2 separate regions of the Homo sapiens genome follow, and region 2 is linked to region 1. Evidence: read pairs that join two places in POLR2A ChIA-PET (ENCODE). Cell type or tissue: A673. All regions are shown on one strand. Each heading gives the region's core, and the rest is flanking DNA. Links, peaks and the distances in the headings are about the cores only.

Evidence for each region. Peaks named below come from ENCODE experiments on the same cell type or tissue, not always from the same donor. Only the 100,000 strongest peaks of a DNase experiment are listed, where the experiment ranks them.
Region 2: POLR2A ChIA-PET joins it to region 1 with 13 read pairs; 6 of 35 experiments call an interaction of 5 or more read pairs at or near these places.

The regions. Positions count from the first base shown.
Region 1 is chr3:195,246,619-195,261,629 of GRCh38, forward strand. The region is part of intron 1 of XXYLT1 (xyloside xylosyltransferase 1); the gene reads right to left. It overlaps LOC124909475 (a long non-coding RNA gene), which reads left to right and starts at 13,729. Exons shown (of 2, transcript XR_007096225.1): 1 at 13,729-15,011. RefSeq lists silencers at 5,228-5,277, 9,481-9,655, 12,978-13,917 and enhancers at 6,097-6,146, 6,936-7,723. In A673, for the core only: no CTCF peak of the experiment used is centred there; DNase peaks (open chromatin) are centred at 6,653 and 9,263; H3K4me3 peaks cover 838 bases; H3K27ac peaks cover 4,634 bases.
Region 2 is chr3:195,187,029-195,202,039 of GRCh38, forward strand. The region is part of intron 2 of XXYLT1 (xyloside xylosyltransferase 1); the gene reads right to left. Among named protein-coding and RNA genes, the nearest start is that of XXYLT1-AS2, 47 kb to the left of the region's middle. RefSeq lists an enhancer at 632-1,147. In A673, for the core only: no CTCF peak of the experiment used is centred there; DNase peaks (open chromatin) are centred at 8,573, 9,546 and 11,063; H3K4me3 peaks cover 746 bases; H3K27ac peaks cover 4,530 bases.

The sequences.
Region 1 (15,011 bases), core at 2,609-10,608:
AGCCCCGGACACTCCTCCAGGCTGATGAGGAATAAACCACAAGGCAGCTCCAAAGGAGAGGCGGGGGTGAGCAGGGGTCTGTGCTATCCTCTGGACTCTCTGTGTGTTCATGACCAGCCAACAGTGATGTTACAATGTGGCCACATGGCCTTCCAGACACCGTGACACAGGCTGAGGGGTTCCACAAGCATAAATCCAGGATTTCTTTAACACGGTCTATCCAGCCCCCACAGCCACAGCCAGAGAGCCAGTCCCAGACTCCCGGCGCCACTCGCCACCTGCCGCTCCAGCCTCCTGGTCCCAATTTCTGTCTCTCCACAGAGAAACATTACAAATGCACGGAGTCACTCACCATCTGTTTTTGGCACTCACTAAAGAATACTCTGAGTGAACTTTTTTGAAATAATCCTTGCACAGTGGGTAGAAGCATTCCCTAATTCACCTTTTCTATAAATCATGTTTTGCTTTTTGACATTTAATACTAAATTTTCCGGACAGTAGAAGCCGTTTTTCTACAAAATAATGTGTTCCACCCCAAAAAGGAGGGGAAGAGGTATGGCAGCGAGGGAAAGACAAGAAGGAGGTGAGATGGGAGAAGAGGGCGAACGGCCGTTCCAGGATTTCACTGTGAAATCTGAGGGTGGTCGGTCACAGTCCACGTATTCACCAAGCCGAGCGGTGGGAGGGCCGTGAAGGCTTCTTAGCCAGATTCCTCGATTTGTCCTTTTTTCGTGTGGGAACCATCCCATGACCTATGACCTCCAAAGAACACTGCAGTTTTACCATGAGTAACACCCAAAGGAGGCACTGAGCCAGATTCTGTCCCGCAGGCAGGAAGGTGGCCTGGGCCGGGAGGCTCGTCCCCATCTTCCGCACCTCACCCTCGTGCACAGCTTCCTCTAGGGGCCGGCCTCTCTTGAAACTGGCATTGAGCCCCAGTTCCGAATGGCCCCCCACCTCCTTCCTGGCTCTCTGGGTTGGGGACACAGCTGGAGCCCAAGGGGGAGAGCCATGATCCCCAGACAGCCCTGCCAGGCTCGAACCCTCCGACCCCAGGGCAGGCTCAGCTGCTGTATTAGCCTGTTCTCACACTGCTGTAAAGAAGGACCCAAGACTTGGTGATTTATAAGGAAAAGAGGTTTGATGGACTCACAGTTCTGCCTGGCTGGGGAGGCCTCAGGAAACACACAATCACGGCGGAAGGGACACATCTCACCATAGTGCAGCAGGACAGAGAGAGAGAAGGGGGAAGCGCTACACACTTTCAAACAGCAGATCTCCTGAGAGCTCACTGACTCTCACGAGAAGAGCAGGGAGGAAGTCCCGCCCCTGTGGTCCAATCACCTCCCACCAGGCCCTTCCTCTGACACGTGGGGATTACAATTTGAGGTGAGATTTGGGTGGAGACACAGCCAAACCTTATCAGCCACTTTCCAAGGCTGCCTGCTCTCCTGGGTTTCACAAAGCCGCTCATCCAGTGCTCGCTGAGATTGGTACACACACATCCAGAGGGGTGCAAAAGGGCGTCCTGTGGGCACACGGACCAACCACTTAGATACTTACAGGCTTATACTGTTGTGCAAAGTACTAAGAAGAAAGCTTTAGAACTTTGACTTCAACAGATACTACCTCAGGAGGGGCTAAGGAGAAAAGAAGAAGAAAAAGGAGTTGACATGGTTTGGCTGTGTCTCTCCCCAAATCTCATCTTGAATTCCCACCTGCTGTGGGAGGGACTGGGCGGGAGGTAACTGAATCGTGCGGGCAGGTCTTTCCCGTGCAGTTCCTGTGAAAGTGAGTAAGTCTCATGAAATCTGATGGTTCCGTAAGGAGGAGTTTCCCTGCACAGCTCCCGCTTCCCTGAACAACAACACCACCACAAAAGACGGGAGTTTCTCTTATTTTTTTGCCTGCTGCCATCCATGTAAGACATGACTCACTCCTCCTTGCCTTCCACTATGATTGTGAGATTTCCCCAGCCACATGGAACTGTAAGTCCATTAAAATGCCCTTTTTCCTTGGCCAGGCGCAGTGGCTCACACCTGTAATCCCAGCACTTTGGGAGGCCAAGGCGGGTGGATAACCTGCAGTCAGGAGTTTGAGACCAGCCTGGCCAACAGGGTGAAACGCCGTCTCTACTAAGAAAATACAAAAATTAGCTGAGTGTGGTGGCAGGCACCTGTAATCCCAGCTACTCGGGAGGCTAAGGCAGGAGAATCGCTTGAACTCGGAGGGAGGAGATTGCAGTGAGCCAAGATTGCGCCACTGTACTCCAGCCTGGGGGACAGAGTGAGACTCTGTCTCAAAAAACAAACTCCTTTTTCCTGTATAAATTACCCAGTCTCGGGTATGTCTTTATCAGCAGCGTGAAAATGGACTAATACAGGAGCCAAATTAAAATATACGTTAAGTAGGTAATACTGCAGACAGCTCTAGGGCACTGGGAAAATGCAGGAAGGAAACATGCAGACGGAATTGTAGATGCCCTATTCACATCCATCGCCTCCTTTTGTGGGTGAGACACTGTTTAAAAGGCCAAGTGCGGCACCAGCAGCCAGGGGGAGTTCAACACGCTGATTTCCCCGCCTGACGTCAGAACCTACTCACCTAATTCACCTAATGTCTCATCTAAAGCCTCTAACTAAATCCCTTCCTGTAACTTCAAAAGGTTACACCCACCAGGCGATGTTCAGGATCTGGCACTTCTCTAAGCAGCACCATGCTGTATAAAACAGGCATAGGGCTCACATCAGGCATACGGCTCACATCAGCACACAATGGCCACGCGGCTCACACCAGGCGCATGGCACGTGACAGGCACATGGCACACTGGCACCTGCTCTTCATGGGATCACAAAGAAAGGAAACATGTCAGGCAGCAACGTAGATGGACATGAGCTCATCTCATCCTCACCATAACCATGCCCCGTGGAAAGGAGGCAGTCGTGGCCAGAGAGGGGAAGGTCCCTGCCCAGGGTGACTAGGTCGATGGCCAAAGCCCAGATTTCAGCCCACGTCTCGCCGATTCCAGAACACACTCAACCTTTCAGGCACAAGGGTTGCCCTCGCTTCACTTGTCCTATTTGACTCCTTCATTAAGGGGCACAGCTCCCACTGAGCCTGCTCACTACAAACCCAAGCGCTGTCAAAAGAGGTAAACGTGTGGTCTGTAGCCCTCTTGATGTCACATACTTCAAGTCCACGCATAAATAAACTCTAGTGGAGAAAACCTCAACATCCCAACCTAGTAGCGGCCCTTTCCTGATGGATCCAGAATCCCTCCACCACCCACCACCACCACAGCTTCCCCAGGCCAAGCACCATCCTCTCTCCCCAGAGCCAGGGTGATGGCCTCCTAAGGGTCTCCCCAGCATTCTACTCTCCACACGGAGGCCAGAGCCCTCCTCCTCTGACCCAGTCAAAGCTGGAATCCTCACTCTGATGCAGGCTGGGAGCTGCCCTCCTCCTGCTAGCTCTGGCACTGATGTCCACTGTGCTCACCCAGGCCACACTGCACTGAGCCTCCGACACAGCAGCCCCTCACACCTGCTGCCCAGATGCTCCTCCCCAGGGCTGCCCAGCCAGCTCCTTCTTTCCTTCAGGTCTTCACTCAATGTCACCTTTTAGTGACAGCTTCCCTGCCCATCCAATTAAAAACTGCAACTGGCCGGGCGTGTTGGCTTACACCTGTAATCCCAGAACTTTCGGAGGCCGAGGTGGATGGATCACGTGAGGTCAGGAGTTTGAGACTAGCCTGGCCAACGTGGTGAAACCCCGTCTCTACTAAAAAATACAAAAATTAGCTGGGCGTGGTGGCACATGCCTATAACTCTAGCTACTTGGGAGGCTGAGGCCAGAGAATCACTTGAACCCAGGAGGCAGAGGTTGCAGTCAGCAGAGATCGCGCCACTGCACTCCAGCCTGGGCGGCAAGAGTGCAACTCCATCTCAAAAAAAAAAAAAAAACACTGCAACCACCCCCATACTCCTGGTCCTCTTCTCCTGCTGACACACGGTATAATGTACTCACCTGCTAACATACTATATGATTTATTCATCTGCTTTTCATGGAACAAAGAAATGAAACCTAACCTTTTATGAACCCCTACTTCACTGTCTCCCAGGCAGCAAACGAGACATTTTAACAGCTCATCTAGTCCTCTTCCTGCCAGGATGTAAGCGCTACAAGGCAGGGACTTTTCACCTGTTCTGTCTCTTCTGTTCATTGATACACCCAAGTTCCCAGGACAGCACCTGGCACATAGTAGATGCCCAGGCTGAATGATGGCTTCAGATAGCAGCAATACTGGACGGGGTTACATGGATCTTAAAAATGCTCATCTCAAAGCAGCACTCGTTTGCCTCTGGCTTTTGTGAATGACCCACAAGGACCAACCTAGGCTTCCCTCTGTCGGCATAAATGTGCACTGGCCAGACGGCCCTGGGATCTGAGGACTCCCTCAAGCTACATGAAAGCACAGACCATCTCACTGAGCACAGCTGCAGGAAGGAGACAGCCAAGTCATCCTCGCACGAGGCCCCTGCTGCCCCGCGGGCAGGTCCCCCACCTCCACCCCACCTGCTGGCTCCCCAAGGCTCAAGCCTAGCAGACCATGGTTAGGAAAAGCAGAGACCACTTGCTAACTGCAAAAATCAAGTGGATGACCAATATGGGTAGAGCCAAGCGGTCACCCAAATCACTCATGTGACCCCATGTGTTTCTGACAGGGAAGGCGGGGCCCAGCCAGGTGGAAAGGGGCTATCCACAGGTTAGGCAGCAGGTCCCTATAGGAGCCAGCCCAGAAGCCAGGCCCCCGGCCCTTCTCATACAGCCCTGCACCTGCCCATGAAGGGAGTGAGGCCAGGACAGACGCCTGTGAAGCTGCGCTGAGCACCGGGTCCAGACTTCAGTGAGGGGCTGCTCCGCCTGCAGCTGGAGGCACCCTCCTCTCTACCCTCCACAGAGACTCTGAACGCTCTCGGAAGGTTGGCCCCAGTGTCTGCACAGCCAGGAAGTCTGAGGTGGCACAAAGGAGCCACGCAGGTCTGCTCTCAAAGTTTCCCTCCTATCCTATTTCCAAAGTTGCCCCCAAGCCTCTACTACCTCCTGCCTCAAAGGCAGCAAGACCCACACCAATAAAAGGGAGTCTCCGCCAAGTGCTCAAGAGAACATGGAATGGGAAGGGGAACAGCCACCTGGAGGGGAGCTCACCAGGGTCCTGCAAAGCAGAAGATGCACACACCCCAGGACCCAGCAGCCCCTTCCAGGCGTGACCCTGGAGAGCCTCAAGCACATTGTTCGCCTGGGTGTTCACAGTAGTGGGAGTGACAAAACAGGGGAACCACCCGGCCATCTCTCAGAAGGCAAATGAGTAAACGGAGGTCCACCCACAATAAAATACTACACAGCAATTAAAATGACAGGGCAAGACTTCCATGTATCAGCAAAGATAAATCTCAAAATCATAAGGCTATGAAATCTCATACTCACAATGAAATGTCAAATGGATATATGAGACTGTTTACATAACTGCTGAAAACATACAAAGCAGTAATACATATATATTTTATGCATACATATGTGGTAAAAATTAAAAACATACAAATTGCACAAAACACCAACTTCTTATTTGTGACAGTAAATACCTCTGGAGGGAGTAGGATGGAGAAGAAATAGAGTGAGCTTTAGCTACGTCTATAATATTTTATTTCCTTAAAAAAAGAATCTTAAGCAAATAGAGAAAAATGTTAGCACCTATTTAACTTACACAGTAGAAACAAAGATATCTGTTACTTTTTTTGTTTTCATTTTTCTGTTTTGGCTTATTTTAGAATTAAAATTTTTTAACATCTAAAAAATATATCGTGAGAGGCAAAAAGCGGGGCTGTGTAATATAAATTAGCAGGAAAAATTCTTTATAATGAAGAGGCAAGAGAGTGGGCACTGAGGAGCAGCCCTGATAGACCTGATCTTCACATGTGTTAATTTGTGGGAACAGGACCACATAGGACTGGGAAGTGTTTCTTGTGGAGAATCAAGGAAGGTTCCTGGGAACAATTCAAAAGAAGAAAAAAAACCACACACACACACACACACACACACACACACACACAGAGAGAGAGAGAGAGAGAGAGAGAGAGATTCACTGTGGTGTTATTTATTGTGTGAAAAAAACAGAAACTCACAGCTCAGGTTACAAAAGAAATATGACTATAACGTATGCTACAGTGATATGAACAATAAGCTGGAGACAGGGCAGGGGCGGCGAGGCGGGGAGGCGTTTATGGCATACGCCACCGCAGGTGGGTCCCCTATTCAGTAACGTGAGTAGAGAACAAAATTCCCCTGCTCTATCCAAATTAGGCCTGCAAGAAACAAGGGCTCAAGGGAACGTGGGAAAATGAAGACGGTTTGTTGAATGAGATTTACAGCTTTCCACTACCTGGAGAAGCAAGTCACAAAGGGCTCTCCGTGGAGCCCAGGCACTGCACCCCAGCTGCCCGCTTTTCTCCAAGCACTTTCTCCTGCCCTTTTCTTGGACCCTCCCTCTCCCCGGGGCCCAGGGAAGGCTGCCCTAAGCACTGACTCCTCTCCTGGGGCAGTGAGATTTCCCTCTCATATTTCCAGGCTGGAACAAATCCCCCAAAGACTCCCGTAAATCAGGTCCAGATGCTGCACATGTCACAGAAAAAGGCTGAGAAGTCAACAGCTCCAGAAATCAGGAGGCGAAGCGGCAAGATCCCGTTTCATTTCCCAAGGCCCCTGCTTAAGACACAGCCTTAAGCAAAAGACACGTTTTCATTTTGCATTTGCCTTAAAATGTCTCCCAACTCTCTGAGAGCCACATCAGTTCTAAAATCTTCAACTGCTCACATTTCTTTTTTTTTCTTTTTTTTTTTTTTTTTTGAGAAGGAGTTTTGTCTCCCAGGCTGGAGTGCAGTGTTGTGATTTTGGTTCACTGCAACCTCCGCCTCCTGGGTTCAGGCAATTCTCCTGCCTCAGCCTCTCGAGCAGCTGGGACTACAGGTGCCCACCACCACGCCTGGCCAATTTTTGTATTTTTAGTAGAGACGGGGTTTCACTATGTTGGCCAGGCTGGTCTCGAACTCCTGACCTCAGGTGATCCGCCCGCCTCGGCCTCCCAAAGTTCTAGGATTACAGGCGTGAGCCACCGCGCCCGGCCTGTTCACATTTCTGATCAAAGCGAAAGCCACTCAGTCACTCAGTGAGCCCAAAGAAGAGACCAGTAAGCAGGGCCAGCCTACCTGGCAGTTTACATCCTCTGCAAACGCTGCTCAGCAAATTCAACTATGTAGCCAATCACTCTTCCCTCAAGTGAGTTTTAAAGGGTAACACCAGAGGGAAACGGTGCTCTCGGACAAGTCACGGGGGTGCCCACTGCCCAGCTGTGCACCAGGGGGCACCCCCACTGGGGTGGGGAGATTTCCCTCTCACATTTCCAGGCTGGAACAAGTCCCCCAAAGACCCCCATAAATCAGGCCCCAGGGGGCCCTCAGCGCTTGGAGACTCTGGCCACAGACGTCAGCAGTGACTGCCCAGGCCTGGCAGGTTCTCCAGGGCCTCAGCCCCAGGGCCTGGGACCAAAGCCCCACCCTGCACTGACCACAGGTTAAATTTGCCCTGAAACTGGGGTCAGCAGCAGAAACAACACGCCCCTCACCCTCCCAACCACAGGACGCAGGCTCGAAGCCTGACGAGGTGATTTTCAAAGTACCATCTGCTCCTGGGAAGCCATTCCCTGAGCCGGAAGCTTGTTCCTTTTCCCCTGTGAGGAAACTGGGGGCCACATGGCATCACACAGAGCCCTCTGCAGGCTCAGTCACCCTCTCACTCTTGCTCAGCACGTCCACGGGGCATAATTAAGTCTGTAGGCTGCGGGATCTCTGTGCCAAAACTGCTCTTTTGTTTCCCAAGGTGAAGCATCTGGAACCTGGGCATCCAGGCAACAGGCTCGCAAGGCCCAGATTCAGGGGCAGCCACCTGCGCCAGGCTGGGACCTGACACAGGGTGAGCAGGTGAGCCACTGAGCAGGACCATGAGGTGGCATGCTAAAGCTGGGCACAGCCACCAAGGGTGGGACACAGACCTGCAGGGCCTTCACGGGGCCAGGGCAGTGCCTAAGGGTCCACCTAGCACGCGTCAAGCACAAACAGCTGCGCTGTGCACATTCAGTCACTTAACGTCGCCCTCACACCAATGTTTTGGGGCAGGTGATAGGACTGGGCCCCTGCTACAGAGAGGAGGTGGTTCAGAGAATGTAAACAACTACCCCCCACCTCCCAGAAAGATGAGGTAGAGCCAGGATCTAAAGCGGCCCATCTGTAGCCAACACCATACTCATTCAAGAGACACACGCCCATTCCCACACCCGCTGCACAGGAAAGAGAAAGAAGTCAGACTCGGACCCTGTCCCCAACTGCCCCAGGCTGGGAAATTCACCAGCACTGCGGACAGAGCAGGGGATAACAGCAGCATCAGAAAGACCCATAAGGCCATAGGTTTGCAGAGGGAATGCAGTCCCTCAGCAAGGAGCTTCAGTCGGACTAAACCAGCAGAAAAGGCGGTTTCCGAGTACCATGCTCGCACAACAGGGAGCCGCCGACCAGGCCTGGAGATCCCTGTGACAGTCACGGCAGGACTGGGGCTGCAGGAGTGCAGAGCCAGGTGGGAGACAGCAGCGGGGTTCCCTACCCCACACGGCTCGCACCCACGAGCTCAGCCCCCAGCAGGACCCAGTCGGGCTGGGGACTCAGCTCCATCCAAGTGGGCTGAGCAGGGCCAGGCAATGGGTTGGAGGGAGCCATGACTCTGGGCCTGCAGCTGAGGAGGCTGCAAAGCTTCCTTCTGGAGCAGCCGATCAGTGGACGTGGAGCAAAGCCTTTCATTGTCCACAAAACACAGACGACTGCAGGGAGTCACAAGTGGGTGAGATCCAAAAGCTGTGTCAGGCTAGAAACCAAAACAGAAGACAAACCGGCGCACAGAGCAAGCACAGCGTAGAACTGGCTTCCGAACACAAGGGAAGGCAGGCAGGGAGACCATGAGTGCAGGGAACCAGAGAGGGCACAGGAGAGCTGCTCCCAGTCTCCCTTGTCCACTGAGCAGCTGTGTGGCCCTGAGCAAGTTGCTTGGCCTCTCTGGGCCCCCGTTTTCTCATGGATAACATGAATAGACTCAACTCCAGGACCAGAGTCTGGACTCCCTCCAACCCAGACCTCTTCTGCAGCTAAATGAGGGAGGTGGGGCTCCAACATCTCAGCCTGTAAATCCCACCTCCTAGAAAGAGGCTCCCTGCTGTTCTATGGGCAGCTCCTGGAGGAGGGAGGGAAGGTCCACCCCGGGCAGCCCTGGGATTCCCCTGTTCTGTGCCACCCAGCTGACCAGGGGAAGAGGCCACCCAGCCAGCAGCAGGCACAGGGGCACCGTGGGAACCCTTCTGGTGGGGCCCCAGCTCTCACAGAGCATTCCTGGCTTTGGAGGGACAAGAACAAACCGCCAAAATCAACAGGCATCGGGCAGAGTGCTGAAGAATCAGCAAGCCGGACTCCAATCATGGCTCCGAGCAAGCTCATCTGTGCAGCCTCTTCCTAGGGGAGACTAGCTACCCCTCACAGGCCTGGCTGCTCCAAGGTTAAATGAGGGAGGAAAAGCAGGATCCAGCATGGTGCCTGCCACCCAGGGTCTCCTGCGATGGTGGCAACTGTGGCTCATTGACGGTGACGATAAACCTGAGACAGCTCTGGTCATTCCAAGTCCCTCGCCCTCATGCTCCGCGCAGGCCTGAGGTGCGGCCCTGCACAGGGCAGGGCCCGAGAAACGAACCAGTACCTCCCAGAGGACGGAAGGGAAGTCAGCACGGAAGCCTCACCTAGGGTCATTCCAGGGATTATCCCAGAAAGAGGGGAAGAGCAGCCTCCTCACACCCCGCAACTTCTCACCCGCACATTCAGGATGGGGTCTGGAAAGGGCATGAGCTCTGTAAGCCCCCAGCACTGTTTATACACGCCTGGAAGAGAACAGACTGTTACTCAGAGCCGGAGCGTCCCCACTCCTCTTATGATGAGAAACTGAGGCAAAGACATCAGAAGGCCTTGCTAACAGAAGCCAGGGTCAGAGGAAGACCCAGAACTCAGGATCAATAACATCTGGGCAGGACTCTGTCCACCACACTCCAGCTGAAGTGAGCGCCCAGGGGCAGGTGCAGGCTGAAGAGCTTGCCCAGGGCACTGCCTGCCAGCCGGGGCTCTAGGCAGACCAAGCAACCTTCCCAGGGCTCTCAGGTAAGGGAGACAAGTGAAGCCCCTTGTACCTCCCAAGGGCCAGCATCAGCATTTCTTCATGGTAATGCAAGGGGGACAGTTCCAAAACCCAAAACACCGCTGACACTTCATGGCTAGTGTCAGGCTGGATGACTTTCTGCAGGAGAACCCGTGACAAGAGGGACCGGGAAGCTTTCTTTACAAGCTTGAGGCCTCTGTAAGCGGCCAAGGACGCCATGTCCCGCAAGTCTGAGCAGCATGTGCACAGGACATCTGACGGGCATCGGTGCCCAGCCATCCCACCCCGGCCTTCCATGGCTGCACTCACACCCCACTGCCCACCGTGTTGGCATCCAGCTCCTCCAGTGTGCGAGCCTATGCAGTCTTACCCATGCCAGGCCCTGCGCCACTACATCCTGGAGACACAGAATGAAATAAGACACAGTGCTCATCCCCCAGCAGCTGGCAGAAGGGCCAGTGTCAGCTCGGCAGGAGCCAGGGGAAAGGGGCTCACCAGGGTGGAGGTGAGAGGTAGGTCCCCACATAACTGGCACCGTCCGAGCTTCATCATGAAAGGCGAGTTAATCAGATGAAGATGGGAGGAATGGGTGATCCGGGGAAGAAGCCCCTGAGCAAAGTCCCAGAGATGGGAAGTGGCCGGGGTACACCACAACCCCAGGCAGTCCAGCCAGGTGGATCACCATGGCAGCCAGGTACATCCTGGCTGGGCCGGCACGGGCCCCGTAGCTCTCCCTGTGGCTCCCGCTCCAGAGTCCTGGCTACTGCTGACTCTCTGCCAACCCAGAGAGCCACACACTCACCCAGCCAGGCCGCCCTACCCCAGCTGCCCCCCTCTGCCCCATCTTCTGGTCATGACTCTCCTGCCAGGGACAGAAGACAGAGCCAGTCTGTGGCTCCAGCTGCCTGAGTTCCCTCATCTCTAAGGTGGGCAGGTCACATGCTACCCACGTATCATGGGTGTATATCCTCCAAGCTCCCTGCCCCCCAGCCAGCCTCTCCATCCTCACAAAGCAGCCCCGGCACACCCACAATCCTCGACCCTGTGTCTTCCTACCCCCTAGACAGCAGGTGGCCAAGGGTGCCCTAAGCAAAGCCTGCACTATGCCTGATCTTGTGCAGGTTTTTCAGACTGACAAATCCACCTGCTGAGCCTATGAAGCCCCTGCAGAATCCCACGCTGACCAGGACTCAGGGAGCCTGGCCACCTGAGCGGTCACACAGAGGTCACATCCTGGGCTGCTGTGATGCTCTGGCAAAAGCAGGGCCACCTCACAGCCTTCAGTGAGGCAACAGCCACAGAGGGTGAGGCTAGAGACCCCACTCAGGGGGATAGTGTGGCAGCCAGGCATAGGAGCAGGCTCTGGGAGTATGTGGGGCTATGTGGATCCATGAGCGTCTCCCCAGAGGCCCGGCCTTTTTAAGTCATTTACAGCTTACACTTGGCTGATGCCCAAAAATGACTATAAACAGTTACTGTGTGCAATCAGACCAAGAAAACAAATCAAAAACCAGTAAGAGGGAAACAAAACATCAAAATTTGACCAGAAATTGTATAATTGTGCACCATTTACTATAAACAAATTTGAATTGGAACCTTCGAGAAACTAAGGAACGTTCATAGAGGCGACTCTGTCATCTACACAAGACTACAAAGGCTTCATCATCCTGACAAGCAGCAGCTCCCACTCCAGAGCACAGGCCGGCTAGCACTGCAGAGCCTCTGTCCAGGGCCAGGTAGGGCTAGGGCCCCTGGGGAAGGGACGTGATGAAGATGAGCCTCTTCCTTCCAGCAGGAAAGAGAAAGTGTGGATGCCCCTGAACATCAAATAAGGCTAAGGCATCCTGTGCTTTCAGAGAGAGGCAAACAATATATTGCCAAGAGGTAGGGGAGGGAGGAGTGTCAGAGAAGGAAAAAACACCGTAGTTTGGAGAATTGAAGACTTGCAAGAACACGGGGACACCGGAAATAAACCTGGCCAGAAAGCTGTTTTGCAAGCTAGCTGCACTGCCCTCCAACTGAATCAACGGTATCAGCATGGTGAATAAACAGGTATGCGCTTTCTAGAGTGACAACAGCAGGGTGTCAGTTCCCAACACACCTATTCCGGTACCATTATTAGCAGCCACCGTTGACCAAGCACCTGCCATGTGCCAGGCTGTGAGCTGTCTCATTTCATCTGTTATCCCGGCAGCACAGCTGTGCTATCCCCAGGCCTGCCTGAGCAGGGCCGCAGGGGCCAGCCTCTGGGAGACTAGTCCCACCAGCAGAGGATGGCTTAATCGGGGCTGCTTAACAGTCATCGCCCTAATAAATAAAACCAATGGCCTTAATTTAAAACACATTAACTTAACAGCAGGCTTTCTGTCAGCTGATGAGGCCTAGCTCCACTGCTCAGAACAGGCAAGTAGTTAGAGTGGCCTCTCAGAGTCAGAGCCGTGAAGTCAAGGTCCCTGTGGCTTGCGGGTAAGGCCCTGGTCATCTTGACTTGTCTTCCACAACCCACACGACGGTGTGAGTGGTCCCAGGGCGAAAGATAAGAGCCCTGGATGGGAAGGCTGTGAGGAAGGGCAGCAGGGAGGCCTTCGGGCCCTGCCAGGCGGCCCTTCCAGCAAGCAGGCGGCCGGGCTCCTCCTCCCAGGGAGAGGCCTCCCGCCCCAGGTACAGGCCTGGGAAGCCCTCATCTCACCGCGAGGACAGTCGCGTGCGACAGGCCTGTAAGGTGGCATCCGAGTCCCTCCCGCAATTAAGGACGCCGGGCTCCAGGCCAGCGCCAGGGACAGACCCAGCACCAGGGCGGCCCCCGGAGCCGGCCTCTGGCGGCCTCGGGTCTTTTGCCAAATTCCCCACCGGCGCCAGGATACCGAGGGGCCACCCCCACCACGCGGCTCCAACAGACACGTTTCCCACACTGGCTGCGGAGGCCCGCCGGGTGTGACGGGGACCGGGCGGACTGGAAAGGATGTGGCTGGGGCCCCGGGGAGGACCAGGCAGGAGCGACGGGCCTCCCACGCAGCCTCCCTCCGACCGTGCTGCCGCATCGCCCGTCCCAGCGGCTCGGCCCCGCCTTGTCCAAAGGGCTCATCAAAGCCGGTTTACCGGCGGCCCAGGAAGGAAATGACCGCCCGCCGCAGCCCCGCCGACTGCCTTTCAGTTCAGTGCTTTCGAAACCACAAGGGCGGGCGGGGCTAGAGGAGGAAAAAAAACACCCCGCGGGAGCCTCAGGCTTGGGGGCTGCAGCCGCGCGCACCTCGCCGGCCGGGGGTCGGGCGCGCAGACGCGGTGCAGCGGCGCCCCCAGGCGGCCGCGCGGGGCACTGCACTCGGCCCGTGTGTCGGCCCCGGGCGGGGGAGGGACCGCGCCGCGGAGGAGGGGCCAGCCCCGCCCAACGCCCGACGCCCGCGGCCCCTCCTCTCCAGACGGGGGGCCCCGTGCTGACCGCAGCCGCGGAGCCCGCAGCGCACATCCCGGAGCACAGGACAAAACCTGTGCCTGCACCGGAGCCCCCATCCGGCTCCCGCAACACTGACCCCCCTGGGCAGCCTCGGGCACGGGGCACCTGGAAAGCCAGCCCCGGACACCGCGCGGATTCTGCCTCCCGGAGGTCGGACTGCATCCTCCCGTCCCGGGCGAGGCACATCCAGGAGGAGACAAGGAGGCGAAGCCCCCTAGGATAGGTGAAGACGACAGGCCCTGCCACCTTCGCTGTGGGTATTAGGGTGGGCTACCTCTCAACCGACCCCTCCGAAAAAGACGGGGCTGCTGCTATCACCTCCCTCAAACAGCAGAGGAGGTGCCTGGCTGCTTCTAAAGGCAGCTCGCTGTGGCACTTAGTCACTGCCCCTTTCTGGCCCAGGGTATCAGCTGGACGGGGGACACTACGCCCAGAGCTTCCTTCCTGTTCCGATGTTTGGCGAACCTGCAGCGCTCCCTGAAGCAGATGAGAGGGAAGCTGCACTCCCAGAAAGCGCAGTTTTGGTTCATATTGAATGGATTTATTGGGGGTGTCATCGGCAGGCGGATGACAGATTGTCAGGTGGGCTACAGCCCTGCCCTCATCCCCACACCCACAGCCCCTTGGCAGAGCTGCTAGCGGGGTCCTGAAGTGCCTCCTGCTGCTCTGGGAGCTCCGTAAGCCACCTGCTCTCAGCCTCAGGGATGCCACACCTCTTTCCCCAGCCTCAGCCACGCTCAAGTGAGGCGTCTGCACTTTTATACATTCTAAAGGCCTGAACAGGCCGGGCGCGGTGGCTCACGCCTGTAATCCCAGCATTTTGGGAGGCGGAGGCGGGCGGATCACCTGAGGTCAGGAGTTCGAGCCCAGCCTGGCCAACATGGTGAAACCCTGTCTCTACTAAAAATACAAGAATTAGCCGGGCACGGTGGCGCACGCCTGTGTAATCCCAGCTACTCGGGAGCTGAGGCAGGAGAATCGCTTGAACCCGGGACATGGGACATGGAGGTTGCAGTAAGCTGAGAACACACCACTGCACTCTGGCCTGGGGGACACAGCAAGACTCCATCTTAAAAAGAAAAGAAAAAGGAAATTAAAGAAAAGAAAAGAAAAAGGGGAGGGGAGGGGAACAAATGTTGCTACTATTATTCTCCTCATCAAGACTTCATACTGGTAAACATCCCCTTGCTGACTTCAGGCACATCAGTGTACACGTCAGAAATGTCCAAACCATGTCCTCGGAATATGCCCATTTCTAGCG
Region 2 (15,011 bases), core at 5,011-13,010, 57 kb before region 1:
GGATTACAGGTGCCCACCACCGTGCCCAGCTAATTTTTATATTTTTAATAGAGACGGGAATTAGCCAGGCGTGGTGGCGGGCGCCTGTAGTCCCAGCTACTCGGGAGGCTGAGGCAGGAGAATGACTTGAACCCGGGAGACGGAGCTTGCAGTGAGCAGAGATCCCACCACTGCACTCCAGCCTGGGCCGCAGAGCAAGACTCCATCTCAAAAAAAAAAAAAAAAGATAGAGACGGGGTTTCACCATATTTGTCTCGAACTCCTGACCTCGTGATCCACCCGCCTTGGCCTCCCAAAGTGCTGGGATTAAAGGCGTGAGCCACCATGCCCGGCCAGCTGAAGCTTTGCTTCTCACTCCTCCCAACTGTCTCTTCTGTGTCCCTTCTCTTGATACCAGCCTCCACTGTTATTATTAATATTCATTCAATTTTTTTTCTGAAAATTCCAATTTATCTGTATAGTGCTATGAGGAGCCCTAAGAATACAGTCAATCAATCAGACAGGCAATCTCTTCCTAATAACTTGTCCTAGTGTTTACTGGAGCGACTGAAGAGCTGAAACATACAGAAGGGGAAAGAAATGGGATTCCACCCCTGGACATTATTCCTTTAAGCTTCTTTGATTTTAATTGCTTTGCATGCACATTGAGGTAGAGTCCCAGTTGATTGAAACTTTTTTCATTTGCAGCTAGAAGTGAATGATTCAGGCTGCATTCCACCGAACATGCTCTTAATATTATGGAAAGACCCGGGGCTGAGGACATGCCTGGACATGATTAACAAAGTTGTGCATTTGTAAATTAGATGATTTCCAGGAAATATTTAAAACCTCCCTTTCTTCCTAAACACTTCAAAGAGGTGTCCTTGTTTATTTTCAACCTTTTACCCCCAACCTTTTTTTTAAAAAAGTAAATCCCTCCTCTCTCACAAAGTCTCTACAAAAGAAAGCCACTGTGATATGAAATCCATCCAAAGACATGAGTTCAACTAACGTCTCAACGAGCTTGCTTGGCTCTATATTTAGATGTGAGAGTAAACATCTGACTCTGGAGAAGGACTCATCCCAGAGACACCACTCCTGAACAGGAAAAAAGTCTAGGGGATGGAATTAAATTAGTTTAGCTCCCAAAAGAATAGTTAATAGAAACAGTCTCTAACCAGCTAACCACAAATATAGGATTTGCTCTTTACTCCTTGGAGAAGAAAATCCAGGGAGTGAGGCTGAAACAATCCTCTGTGCTGCCCAGAGGTAGGGCTCAAACACGGGACCAAATTGAGGACTGGCTAAAACAGGTCTGGAGTGGGAACAGCTTTCCATAAGACACACCCACTAATGTGCCATGTCAGTTTAGCATTGCCATGGCAACAACCTGACAACCAGAAGTTACCACCCTCATCCTAGAAATTTCTGCATAAACTGACCCTTAATTTGCATATAATTAAAATGGTATAAATATGAGTGCAGAATTGCTGCTGAGCTGATACTCTAGGCATGCTGAGTGCTCTAGGTACTCCTCAAGGAGCAGTACCTCTGCTGCTGCTGTGTACTGGCCATTTCAATCAAAGTCGCTGCTTAACACACTGGTGCACTCTCGAATTGTCTCCTATGAGGAGCCAAGAACCCTCTTGGGCTAAGCCTCAATTTTGGGGCTTGCTTGTCCTGCATCATAACTGCTAGCTCCCATATCTGTCCACTGGGTGGTATCTCAGAATCAGAGACTCTCAAGGTTGAATGGCAACATTTCTTCCAATTTCCACACCACTGCTCCATTTCCCTCCACAGCCAACTTTGTGTAAACATTAAGCACTTACACAAAAATTTTGTGACAACATGACAGAGATGCAGAACCAGGAGGTGCAGCCTCATACAGTAACATCCGATGGCTATGGGTTTAAGCTCGGCGCTAGCTTTCACCAGGTGTGTGATCTTGAGTCACTAGATTTCTTTGAGCCTCATTTTCCTCACACAATGATAATACCAAAGAATAAGAATACGCATATCCATTGAGCACTTACTATGTGCCAGTCCCTACACTGAGTGATTTACATTGATTAACTTATTCAAATTTCCCAAGAGCTTTATGAGGTGGATACTATATTATTTCCATTTATAGAGTAACACATGTGACTTGCCCACTAAGCTACACAGACACCAGGGCAACCTCTAGGAATCCAGGGTTTAATTTGATTTTAAAATAAAAACCAAATTATTAAAATAAAAACAAAAGTTTAAAAAAGTACTAAGCAAAGCCATCAATGACCACACATTGCAAGTGAGACAGACATCATAACTTGTCCCAGACAAGTTACAAAACAAACAAAACAGCAACAACAACCATTACAGGGAAAATACCAGAAATCAGAGTTTGATATAATAGCAAAACATCCAATTTTCAACAAAAAAGGAATTATAAGAGATTTAAAAAATAGGAAAGTGTGACCCACACTCAGGAAATAAAGCAGTTAATCAAAACTATTTTTTAATGCATTCAGATGTTGGATTTAGCAGACAAATGCTAGAGTTAGTTCAATAACTGAAATGAAAAGCTCACTAAAGGGACTCAATGGAAGATTCAAGATGGCAAAAGAATCAATGAACTTGTACATAGATTAAATAGAAATTATCCAGTCTGAAGAATAGAAAAAAAGTCAAAGAAAAATGAACCAAGACACCTGTGGGACAACTTCAAACATACCAATATACATGCAATGGGAGACCTAGAAGGAGTGGAGAAAGACAAAATAGGTGAAAAAAATTTGTAGAAAAAAATGACAGAAAATTTCCCAAACTTGATGTAAAACATTAATCTGCACATCCAAGGAACTCAACAGACCCCAAGTAGGATAAATACAAAGAGTTCTATACCTAGACACAGTATAATCAAACCTGTGAAAGACAAAGAGAAAGAAAAAAGTCTTGAAAGCAGCAAGAGAAAAACAATTCATTATGTACAAAGGCATTTCAATATGATTAATGGCTGCCTTCTCATTAGAAACAATGGAGACCAGAAGGCAATGTGATGACATAAAGTATTGAAAGCAAAAAGCAAAAAGAAAACATCAACCAAGAATTCCGTATCTAGCAAAACAATTCTTCAAAAATGCAAAAAAAAAGAACATTTCTGTATAAACAAAGACAGAGAACAAACTGTTTGCAGATTTACCTTATAAGAAATACTAAATGAGGCTGGGCATGGTGGCTCATGCCTGTAATCCCAGCACTTTGAGAAGCCAACGTGGGTGGATCATTTGAGGTCAGGAGTTCAAGACTAGCCTGGTCAACATGGTAAAACCCCACCTCTACCAAAAATACAAAAGTTAACCAGGCTTGGTGGCGTGCACCTGTAGTCTCAGCTACACAGGAGGCTGAGGCAAAATAATCACTTGAACCCAGGAGGCACAGGTTGCAGTGAGCCGAGTTATGCTGCTGCACTCCAGCCTGGGTGGCGAAGTGAGACTCTGTCTCAAAAAAAAAAAAAAAAAAAAAAAAAACTAAATGAAATCCTTCAGGCTGAAAGGAAATGATGGCAGATGGTAACTTGTGTCCACAGGAAGAAACGAAGAGCACCAAAAATTTTAAATATATGTACTAATATAAAAGATTGAATATATTTTTCTCATTTCTTAACTTTTTAAAAAGATGTGTAAGTTTGGATAAAGCATAAATTACAACACTGGGTTGTTGGGTTTATAACGTATATAAACATAATAAATATGAAAATAATAGTATGGAAGGGGGAAAGAATGGCGCTTTACGGGAGCAAACTTTCTGTTTTATAGGAATTAAGTTATTAATCTGAAGTAAATGGTGATAAATTAAAATGCATATTGTGAGCCCTAGGGAATCACAAAAAATGACTTTAAAAATACAGTTAAAAAATCAAAAGAAGAATTAAAATGGTACACTAAAATATACTTATTTAACACAAAAGAAGGCAATCAAAAAATAACAGAGGTACAAAAAAGAAGGCATATAGAAAACTAATAACAAAATGTCAAATGTAAACCCAGCCAAATCAATTAATTATATTAAATATGAATGATCTCAACACTCTTAAAGAAAGGCAGGGATTATCAGATTGGATTTTTAAAAAGTATACTTAAACTACAGTTGACCCTTGAACAATACAACTTTGAACTGTGTGGATTCACTTAAACATGAATTTTTTTCAATAAAAGTTATACCAAGTGTGCCTACCTCTCCTGCCTCCCCTTCCACCTCCTCCACCTCTGCCACCCCTCAGAAAGAAGACCAATCCCTCCTTTTCTCTTTCTTCTCATTCTATTCCACATGAAGATGACAAAGATAAAGATCTTTATGATGATCTGCTTCTACTTAATGAATAGTAAATATATTTTCCCTTCCTTATGGTTTTCTTTAAAAAATTTTCTTTTCTCCAGTTTACTTTATTATAAGAATACAGTATATATGTAACATACAGAATATGTGTTAATTGACTGTTTATGTTATTGGTAAGGAACCAAGTCAAAAGTAGGTTATTAGTATTTAACTTTGGGGGAAGTCCAAAGTTATGGGGGGTTGGCACCCCAATCCCCATGTTGTTCAAGGGCCAACTGCATAAACTATCTACAAAGGACACACTTTAGATTCAAAGACACAGACAAGTTTAAAGTTTAAAAAAATGGACAAAGCTATACCATGCATACAATAACTATACAATAGCTTGAGTGGCTGTATTAACAAGAGACACAACAGACTTTACAACAAGATCATTAGAGAGAGACATTTTAAAATTATAAAAGGGCCAATACATCAAGAAGATTTAAGAATTACATATGCATACGCACCTAAAAATAGACCTCCCAAATCCATAAAGCAACAACAGAATTGAAAAGAGAAATAGAGAATTCAACAATTATAGTTGGAGATTTCAATACCCTACTCTTGATAATTGATGGAACAGAATATTAGCAAGGATGCAGAAGACTCAATACAATCAAGCAACTTGACCTAACTGACATATATGGAATACTCTACCTAATGATTGCAAAATACACATTCTGCACATTGAAGAACACACAGAACATCCATTCCCTGAGACAGACTACATACTAGGCCACAAAACAAGTCTCAATAAATTTAAAATGTTTGAGGTCGGGTACAGTGGCTCATGCCTGTAATCTAGCACTTTGGGAGGCTGAGGCAGGTGGATCACTTCAGATCAGGAGTTTGAGACCAACCTGGCCAACATGGTGAAACCCGGCCTCTATTAAACAAATACAAAAATTCGCCAGGTGTGGTGGCATGCACCAGTAGTCCCAGCTACTTGGGAGGCCGAGGTTGTAGAATTGCTTGAACCCAGGAAGCAGAGGTTGCAGTGAACCAAGATCACGCCACTGCACTCCAGCCTGGGTAACCAAGTGAGACTCTGTCTCAAGAAAAAAAAAAAAATTAAACAATTTATCAATTCTTCAAAAAAATCTTTCAGAAAAGGAACACTTCCCAACTCATTCTATGAGACAAAAGAGAGCACAAGAAAACTGTAATTCCTAAACTCTATCTATCAATACAAAAAGAATTACATAGAATAGCTAAGTGAAGATTTATCCCAGGAATGCATGGCTGGTATAACATCTGAAATTAATGTAATACCCACAGACAATTGTCATATGTAAATTGTGAGAGACTGAATCCTTTCCTCCTAAGGTTGGGAACAAGGCAAGGACGTCTGCTATTGCCATTTCTATTCTACACTGTCCTAGAAGTTCTAGCTAGTGGAATAAGGCAAAAAATAAAATGAATTAACTAAGCAATTGATTAATTAAAAGCATCAGATTGGAAAGGAAGAAGGAAACTGTCTTTATTTACAGATGACATAATCCTGTATGTTAAAAATCTCAAGGAATCCACACAGAAAAAGGAGTTTAACAAGGTTTCAGGATATAAAATCAATCACACTTCTATATACTAGCAACAAAACAATCAAAAAAAGAAATTCAAAAAAATCCATTCCTGGCCAGGCACGATGGCTCACACCTGTAATCCTAGCACTTTAGGAGGCCAAGGTGGGCAGATCACCTAAAGTCAGAAGTTCAAGATCAGCCTGGCCAACGTGGTGAAACCCTGTCTCTACTAAAAATACAAAAAAGTTAGCCAGGAGTGGTGGTGTGCGCCTGTAATCCCAGCTACTTGGGAGGCTGAGGCAAGAGAATCGCTTGAACCCGGGAGGTGGAGGATGCAGTGGGCGGAGGTCACACCACTGCACTCCAGCCTGTGCCACAGAGCGAGACTCCGTCTAAAAAAAAAAAAAAAGCCATTCCTAAAATAATAAAATACTTAGGAATAAACTTAATAAAAGGAGTACAAGACTCGCATACTAAAAACTGCAAAACACTGCTGAGAAAACTAAAGAAGATCTAAATAGGTGGAGAGACATTTCATGTTCATGCATTGGAAGCCTCAACACCGTCAAGATGGGAATTCCTCCCAGACTGATATGTAAATTACTATCAAAATCCCAGCAGACTTTTTGGTAGAAATTGATGAATTGATCCTAAAATGTATATGGAAATGCAAAAACTTAAAAAAGCCAAAACAATTTTGTATAATAACAAAGTTGGAAAATTCACACTACTTGATCTTAAAAATAACTACAAAGCCACAGAAATCCAGACGGTGTGATACTGGCACAGGAAAGGCTTATAGATCAATGCAATAAAATTGGGAATTCAGAAATAAATCCTCACATTTATAGTCAATATATTTTCAACAAAAATGTGAAGGTAATTATTATTACTTATCACTATTGTAATTCAACGGGTAAAGGACAGTCAATTAGATATACAAATGCAAAAAAATTAATAAAAGAAAAGAATTTGGACCTTTATCTCACATCATACATAAAAATTAACTCAAAATGGATCATAGATCTAAATGTAATAGCTAAAACTATAAAACTTCTAGAAAACAAATGTTGCAGGAGAAAATATTCCTGACCTTGGGTTAGGCAAAGAATTCTTAGATAATGACACAAAAAGCCCTATCCATACAATAAAAAAATTGATAAACTGAACTTCAACATTAAAAATTTTGTGCATAAAAAATAAATCAATATTAAAATGAAAATAAGCCACAGACTGGGAGAAAAATATTTGTAAATCGTATATCTTATAAAGAACTTGCATCCAGGTTATATAAGGAATGCTTGCAACTCAGTAATAAGAAGACGAACACCCCAATTAATATATATATTATATATATATAAACAACTCAATTATATATCTATTCAGATATTTCACCAAAGATATGCAAAGGGCTAACAAGAACATGAAAAGATGCTTCACCTGACTAGTCTTTAAGAAAATGCAAATTAAATGAGATACCTTTATACACTCCCAGAATGGCTGTAGTAAGAAGACTGACAATAGCAAATGTTAGAGAAGTTGTGGAAAAACTGGAGCCCTCATGCCTCCCAGAAGGGAATATAAATGAGTACAAGCACTTGAGAAAACAGGCAGTTTCCTACAAAGTTAAACATAAATTTCCCATATGACCCAGCAATTCTACTCCTAGGAATTTACCCAATAAGAATGAAAATATATGTTCACACAAAGATAATGCTCACGACAGCATTATTCATAATAGCTCCAAAGTGAAACCGGTCCAAACGTCCATCAACTAACAAACACACGAACAAAACGTGGGACAGCCACACAATGGAACACTGTGTAACAAATTGAAAGGAATAAATGACTGATACATGCTACAACATGGATGAACCTCAAGAACAACATTATGCTAAGTAAAGAACCCAGGTGGAAAAGATTACATATTATATGATTCAATTTACATGAAATTACCAGAAAGGGCAAATTTAGAGAACCAAAAAGCAGATCAGTGATTGCCCATGGCTAGGGTAGGAGCAGAGATTAACTTCAAACAAGCAGAGGAAACATTTGGAGGAATGGAAAGGTTCTAACACCGAATTGTGGTCGTGGTTACATAAACCTATAAATTTACTAAAACCACAGAATTGTGCATTTGCAATGGATGAATGTGATGGTATAAACTGTACCTCAACAAAGCTGGGTTTTTTTTTTAAAAGGACAATGTACATAAAAATTCTCTTTAAACCATAAAACAGCAGCTGTTACTACAATGGTTGTTGACGTTAAATGCTATGGAGGGCCACTGAGAACCCTCCAGTGATAAAGCTGGCTACCGTTCTCATAAATGTTCTCTTAAGTGAATTCATATAAAGCACTTAGAACAATGCCTGGGTCTCAGTAAGCCTTCTGTATTAGCAGTTATTATTATTACAGTCATACTCAATGTCATTGCTATTACCAGCAAGACATGCCTGGCTTGAAGTGCTCTGAGAAGGTGGCCTGGCTTCCCCAGGGGTGACCACCACGGATTCCTTCCTCAGAGTCGCTCAGGCGCCTAAGACTGTTCCAGTCAGAAGTCCCACTGAGAAGTGGCCGCAGTTCTTCCACTGGACAGAGCCTCTTTCAGCTTTAAAAAAATAAAAGGACTCTCTTTTCTGTGTGTTCCTTTGTTCCTGGAACCATCTAGATCCCTGGGGAGAGGCTACCCGTGGTTTGTTGTAAATGAAAGAGATTCATGAATGAAAAGCTTTTGTGCCCTGGTCCCTTCACTCTGGCAGTTCCCCTACTGCCCAGCCCGGGAACTCCATTCATACAGCTCTCAGGAACAGCTCGGAGGGCCCGGGCAGTGCCGTGCTGGGAATGCTCTTCCTGCACCCCAGCTGGAGCCCCTTCCAGCAGGCTCACCCCTCTGGCCTGCAGGAGTTCAGCACCGCCAGCCACACCTGCCATGGTCTAGACACAGTCCTGTTGCATTGAAGTATCCAATGAGCTCCAGTGAGCCTGAGCCTGGTCAGGACCTCCAAGTCACAGTCCCTCTTTCTCCTCACTGCCTCAGTCTCCCTGCCTGGCACTGCCATTCCCTCCAGGCTAGCCCGAGGCTGCAGCCTGCTTGCCCAGGTCACCTGCCACTGCCAGTCTCCAAGGCCCCTCAATGTTGGCTTCTTCAATCACCCAGGAAGCAGCCAAGCCCTGGAGGACAGCGCCGTCCAGCAGAACCCTGTGCCTGATGGAAACGCTCCGCACCCGCACTGTCCAATAGAGTAGCTGCTAGTCACATGTGGCTACTGAGCGCTTGGAATACAGCTAGTGTGACTGAGGAGCTGAATTTTTAATTTTCTTTACTTTTAATTAATTAAACAAAAATGGCCACATGTGGCTAGCATCTGTCCTATAGGACAACAGAGTTCTGCCAACTGAAAGTGGCCTTGCCATCCTGCAGGGTGCGGCAGGAAGCAGGGCAAGATGCTCCCTAGCCCTGTGGCACTCACCCTGCCCTATTCCCCACAGCCTACAGGGTCCTGCCTCCTCCCCATCCCCGCCAGCATCACTACTGGGCCAACAACCCCGACATGTACAAATAGTACCCCTGGGGCAATAGGTATGCCCCCTCAGAGCTGAGCACTGCTCCTGCAGTCAGCCTTTCAGCAACAGATCTCAGGGGAAGAAAACATAACACAGGCAGATAGGCGGAGAAAGAGACCAGAGATGAGTCAGGCAGGCGATGAAAACATAGGGAGGGAGAAAGGAGGCCTCTGCCTTCTCTGTTTAAATCTGAAAAAATAACCTGCCTGGAATTTTAACTTGCTTGGGATGCAAACTCAGGAGACCCAACCGTGTAAAAGCAAATGTAACAGGATAAGAAAAGAAGATAACTGAAAACGGCTTTGTACAAATTAAAATGCCAAAGTAATAAGGAATATTGGATGAGACAAGACTAAACTGGCTATCAATGTTGGCTGAACAAGTGACAAGTCATTAATTGTCACTTCCTTTAAAAAAAAAAAAGTAGCACATTTGAGGACAGGCAGAGCAGTTAGCAGGAGGAAAAATATTTTACACTGGGACTAGTATATCCTTTTTAAAACCCGGTGTTGTCAATTACCTCACAGCATAACCACCCTGGATAGGAAAAAATCAATATGCACCGAGGCAATTATCTTCTGCACCTCTTGGTACTGAATTGGCAATGAGTTTTCATGGCTCAATTAGCTTGTAACTTAAAACAATAGCAGCTAGTCTCCATTTTCCTCTGGGATATTTATTTACAACAAAAATGTGGCCAGGCACAGTGGCTCACGCCTGTAATCCCAGCACTTTGGGAGGCCAAGGCCAGTGGATCACCTGAGATCAGGAGTTTGAGACCAGCCTGGCCAACAAGGCGAAACCTCGTCTCTACTAAAAATACAAAAATTAGCCGGGCGTGGTGGTGCACGCCTGTAGTCCCAGCTACTCGGGAGGCTGAGGCACAAGAGTCACTTGAACCTGGGAGGCAGAGGCTGCAGTGAGCCAAGATCGCGCCACTGCACTCCAGCCTGGGCAACAGAGTGAGACTCAGTCTCAATTTAAAAAAAAAAAAAAAAAAAGCTATGTTATTTCAAAGTGTCTTCAAAGGACAGACTGAGAACCAAATATTAGTGGCATTATAGTGAAATGTTATTCTGATAAGTATCCTTGGGAAATAATATTAAGAAACACTATGTACCTAAAGATGTTCACAAGCATCATAGTATGGCATCATAAAATGGCAAAAAATTGAAACTATCTAAACAAATTAAAGTCCTATAAAAAAGACAACTATATATCCCGTCCGCTCAGGATCACAATTCTCTGCTCCAGCGAAGCTGCTTGTTCAAGTCACCAATGACCTTCACATTGCTAAATCTAGTCCTCATCCTACTGACCTGCCATCAGCGTTTGACACAACTGGTCAAATACTCTCTCCAGAAACACTGTCCACTTAGTCTCACACATTCCCCTCTAGGCCAGCAGCTTATGGAAAAGCGAACCAGAGGCTTCCTTCCCAAGGCTAGGGAAGAGCTCTACTGGCCTCACCCACCAGTTAACTTCTGCACGAGCTGGAGAGACAAGCTGAGTTCAGCTGCGCCTGGCTCACACGCTAATCGGGCTTCACCCTCGGCTCTCCCCTATCCATGAAATCGGACTAGCAGAAGTGTGACTTATTCACAACAGAAGATAATCCAATAACCACTCAACTGAGGCTTGGGGATAGAGCATATATGAGGTTTACTCAATTCTGTCTGGCTTGGGTTATAAAAATTAAGGTGCATTTCCTGACCATGGAGCAAGTACTGACACAAACATCTCAGAAGTATGCTTGGGAAGGAAGGGATGCAAACTCAGGGAGCAATATTGGCATGGGTGATTCATAAAAAGGATGAGTAACTTGAAGGAGGAAGTAGATTCAAAGAGAAGACTCATGCAAAGTCGAACTTCTCTTCCCACTCCCCCTGAGTTTCAAAAAAGAGTCAGTCAGGAACAAGTTGTCCGGGCACTTCATCCCGGAAGGCCAGGGGCCTGAAGAAAGTTCTAGGCCATGCTATATCCACAGTAAGAAAAGCCTCTTGGGTACAAATATTCAAGGGCCTGGGAGTCAGGGGAGCTGGGATGTAAAAACTTCCCAACCGAAGCCACCCTAACAAAAGCAATAACAGCAAACGCTTACATGGTACTTATCCCGTGTAAGGTATCATCTAACTCCATATATTAATTCAATTAATGTTCACAAACTGATAGTATTATTTTCCACTACTAAGTGGCAGGGCTGCATTCAAACCCAGGCAGTGTTTTTTCAGTGCTCGTAACTATTATGCAACACACAACAAAACCTTCAACTATGAACACCTCTATCACCAGAGAACCGTTCTACAGTGTTCACAAGGTCATGGCACCCGCAGTTCTTGACAGCCATTTCAATGAAAGTCACTCTTTCATCTCAGGAAGCAAAATATCCCTCCCCTCACCACTGAGAATATCAATTGCTTCGAGAAACGCAGACAAGAGTGGCAGAGTTCTCCGACGGGAAGGCAAAAACCAATTCTCAAGTTAATAAGTAAATATTGGGAGGCATTTTGCCAAGAACACTGGAAAGAACAAACCTCTATAATAATCAGCTGATGGAGACTTGCTGCTTAGAAACAAATTTTGATCAACTGCATTACCAGGGACTGAAAGGAATCTGCAGGCTGAATGAAGGGCTAGGATATGTGGGTATGATGGCTGGGCCCAGGGAGTCAACATAGGATAGGAATGAGCATGGCCCGCAGGAGAGGCCGTGTGGGCAGGGCTAGGAGTCCAGACCCAACAAGCTCAGTCTGTTTCCCTGGCCACCGGCTCGAGGTTCCCATCATTACCCTGGGAAAGAGGAACTATCCAAAGCTCCTCCAAATCTCCTTTGCGGTTGCGTATGCCTACATATAAAAAGAATCTTTTTGGGCCGGGCGCGGTGGCTCACACCTGTAATCCCAGCACTTTGGGAGAGTGAGGCAGGTGGATCACAAGGTCAGGAGATCGAGACCATCCTGGCTAACACGGTGAAACCCTGTCTCTACTAAAAATACAAAAAATTAGCCAGGCATGGTGGTGGGCGCCTGTAGTCCCAGCTACTCATGAGGCTGAGGCAGCAGAATGGCGTGAACCCGGGAGGCGGAGCTTGCAGTGAGCTGAGATCACACCACTGCACTCCAGCCTGGGTGACAAAGTGAGACTCGGTCTCAAAAGAAAAAAAAAGAATCTTGTTGCTACCTTCACAAAGGCCTAGAGCTAAGGAGTCTCATAGGGGTTATCATCTATCTGCTCCCATCAGGATTCCAGGTACTCCCAAAGATGGCTGTCCTGACAAAAATCAGGCTGCAGAGATTCCCCAGCCTCGCAGTGCACTTGTGTTGGGCCTTAGATAAGTCCTTTCCCTTCCCTGGGTCCCATGTGTCCACTGAAAATGAGAGCATTAGACTTATGAGCCATGATGGCGTTTCCCCAACTGGTGTTTGGGAAACAATGGTCTGTAAGTCATTTAGGATAATGTAGAAAGGAGCATTCCATGTCAAGTTAAGTTGGGACCTGCTGGTTAGTCAAAGCTAAACAGACTTCCTAACTGCCATTCTTCTCAAAATCTCCAGCATGATGGTGTACACTGTGACCCTCCAAGAAGGGGATTGGAAGCTCTGTGTATCCACATATTTTTCCATCGCTGCTTTTCACATTTCCCATAAAGATCTTTCCTGGAACCTGCCATTTAGGGGATGCTGCTCTGCAAGACCTTCCAAATCTCGCGCTCTAGAAAGCCGTGAAGCAGCGCGGTTCCAGATCTGGCGCTCTGGAAAGCCGTGAAGCAGCGTGGCGAAGCACCCAGGAGCTGTAGTCATTCTGCCTGGGCTTGAACTCCAGCTCTAACCAGCCAGCTGGGTGACCCTGGCCATGTTACTTGAGCTGCTTCTTTATCTGTAAAATGGGATAAATGACCATTCCCACTGCCAAGGGTGGATTACATGAGATAATTCATCCAAGCACACAGTGGGTTCACTGGTAATAATAGTGGTGGTGGAAACAATGGTACTGGAATTCCATTGCTTCTCTGGAATCAAGCCTGGAAAATGCTTCTCCCAGTACTTACTAAAAGACATGCAACAGGACATAGCACTTGCCTTTCATGACCAACTTGGCTCCTCCCAGGCAAGGGCTTTGGCGACCAGGGTTCACTGACCTACAATCGGTTGACTCACATGAACACCCTCACAGCCTGTGCAGGGCAGGAATCTAGGACTATACTGCAACATGCCCCAAACCTGGAAACATCTGTCTAAATTAGGCGGGAAGAAGTGCCAAACAGGTTTACTGTGGCCCCATCAGTTACTCGTTAGTTTAATGATGGCAGTCACTCAGTAGAAAGAGCTGTGGGCCACAAGAAGGAATGCTGGGCTCTGGCCTGTGGTCCAACAGGAGCTCACGGGTCCGCTGGCTCCATCCTCTACCGTGAACAACCCCTCAGGTCTCAGTCTCCCCACCAGTAAAGTTTAGAAGTGAAGAAAATCAGGTTCTCAACTAGAGATGTACATTGAAGTTACCCAGGGTGATTTTCTTGAAATAACCCTGTCCCAGCCCAACCCCAGACCTACGGAGTCAAAAATCTCTATTTTTACTGTATATAAATTTTAACTCAATTTAAAAAAAATCTCTGAGTGCTGGAATCCAGGCAAAGTATTTGATAAAGCTCTCTGGGTAATTCTGATCCATCATCTTGTTCAGAGCCACTGGCCTGGATAACCACAAGCACCTCTCCCAGAATCTTCTAAGAAGTCACTGGACTTCGAGTTCCTCTGTGAAGAGAGTGTCTAACCCACTGCCTTTTAAATCAGTAGCTAGACAAGGCCAGGATTTCCCTAGAGTGCATGTGAGGAAGGGCCCTTGCTCCCAGCAAAGAGGTGCTCTATCTATCCTGGGGTCCCCAGCACACACTTTTAACCCTTCTGCTTCTGGGACATTCCTTACAGCTGCCTGTGTCTCTGGGGGTCCATCTCAACCTCTGCCTTTAAGTCATCCCAATGTATTCTCAAACCTGTGCCAACAAAAGCAAGACTCAGACGCTCCTCTCAAATTCTATACTCACTTTATCCCAAGTCCTATCTTGAGGCTGTTCCTTGTTGATGATCCCATTTCCGTCCCTCTGGACTCAGAAACTGTACTGGAGCCTCAGGTTTCTCTGAAAAGGCTTGGGCTCACTCCAGTGGCTTTTCACGCTTTTGGCTCTGCCAGATAAAACACCCATGCTGGCTGGCCCCTCTAGACCCAACTCCCAGCTGGGCAGATGTACACATTTCAGGGACCATCTAAATTTCACAGGACCTGAGTGCCCAAGGGATAAAGGCATTACAACCTGAGGCCTAGAAGGTCCCAAAGCCATGGTATTATGATTAATTCCAAGTTTGGGACTTAGCTGCTCCTCTGCTCCTCCCCTCCATCCGCACAGGAAACCAAGAGCTAACCGACAACTAAGACTAGACAGGGCCGGGCGCGGTGGCTCACACCTGTAATCTCAGCACTTTGGGAGGCCAAGGTGGGCGGATCATGAGGTCAGAAGTTCAAGACCAGCCTGACCAACATGGAGAAACCCCGTCTCTACTAAAAATACAAAAATTAGCCAGGTGT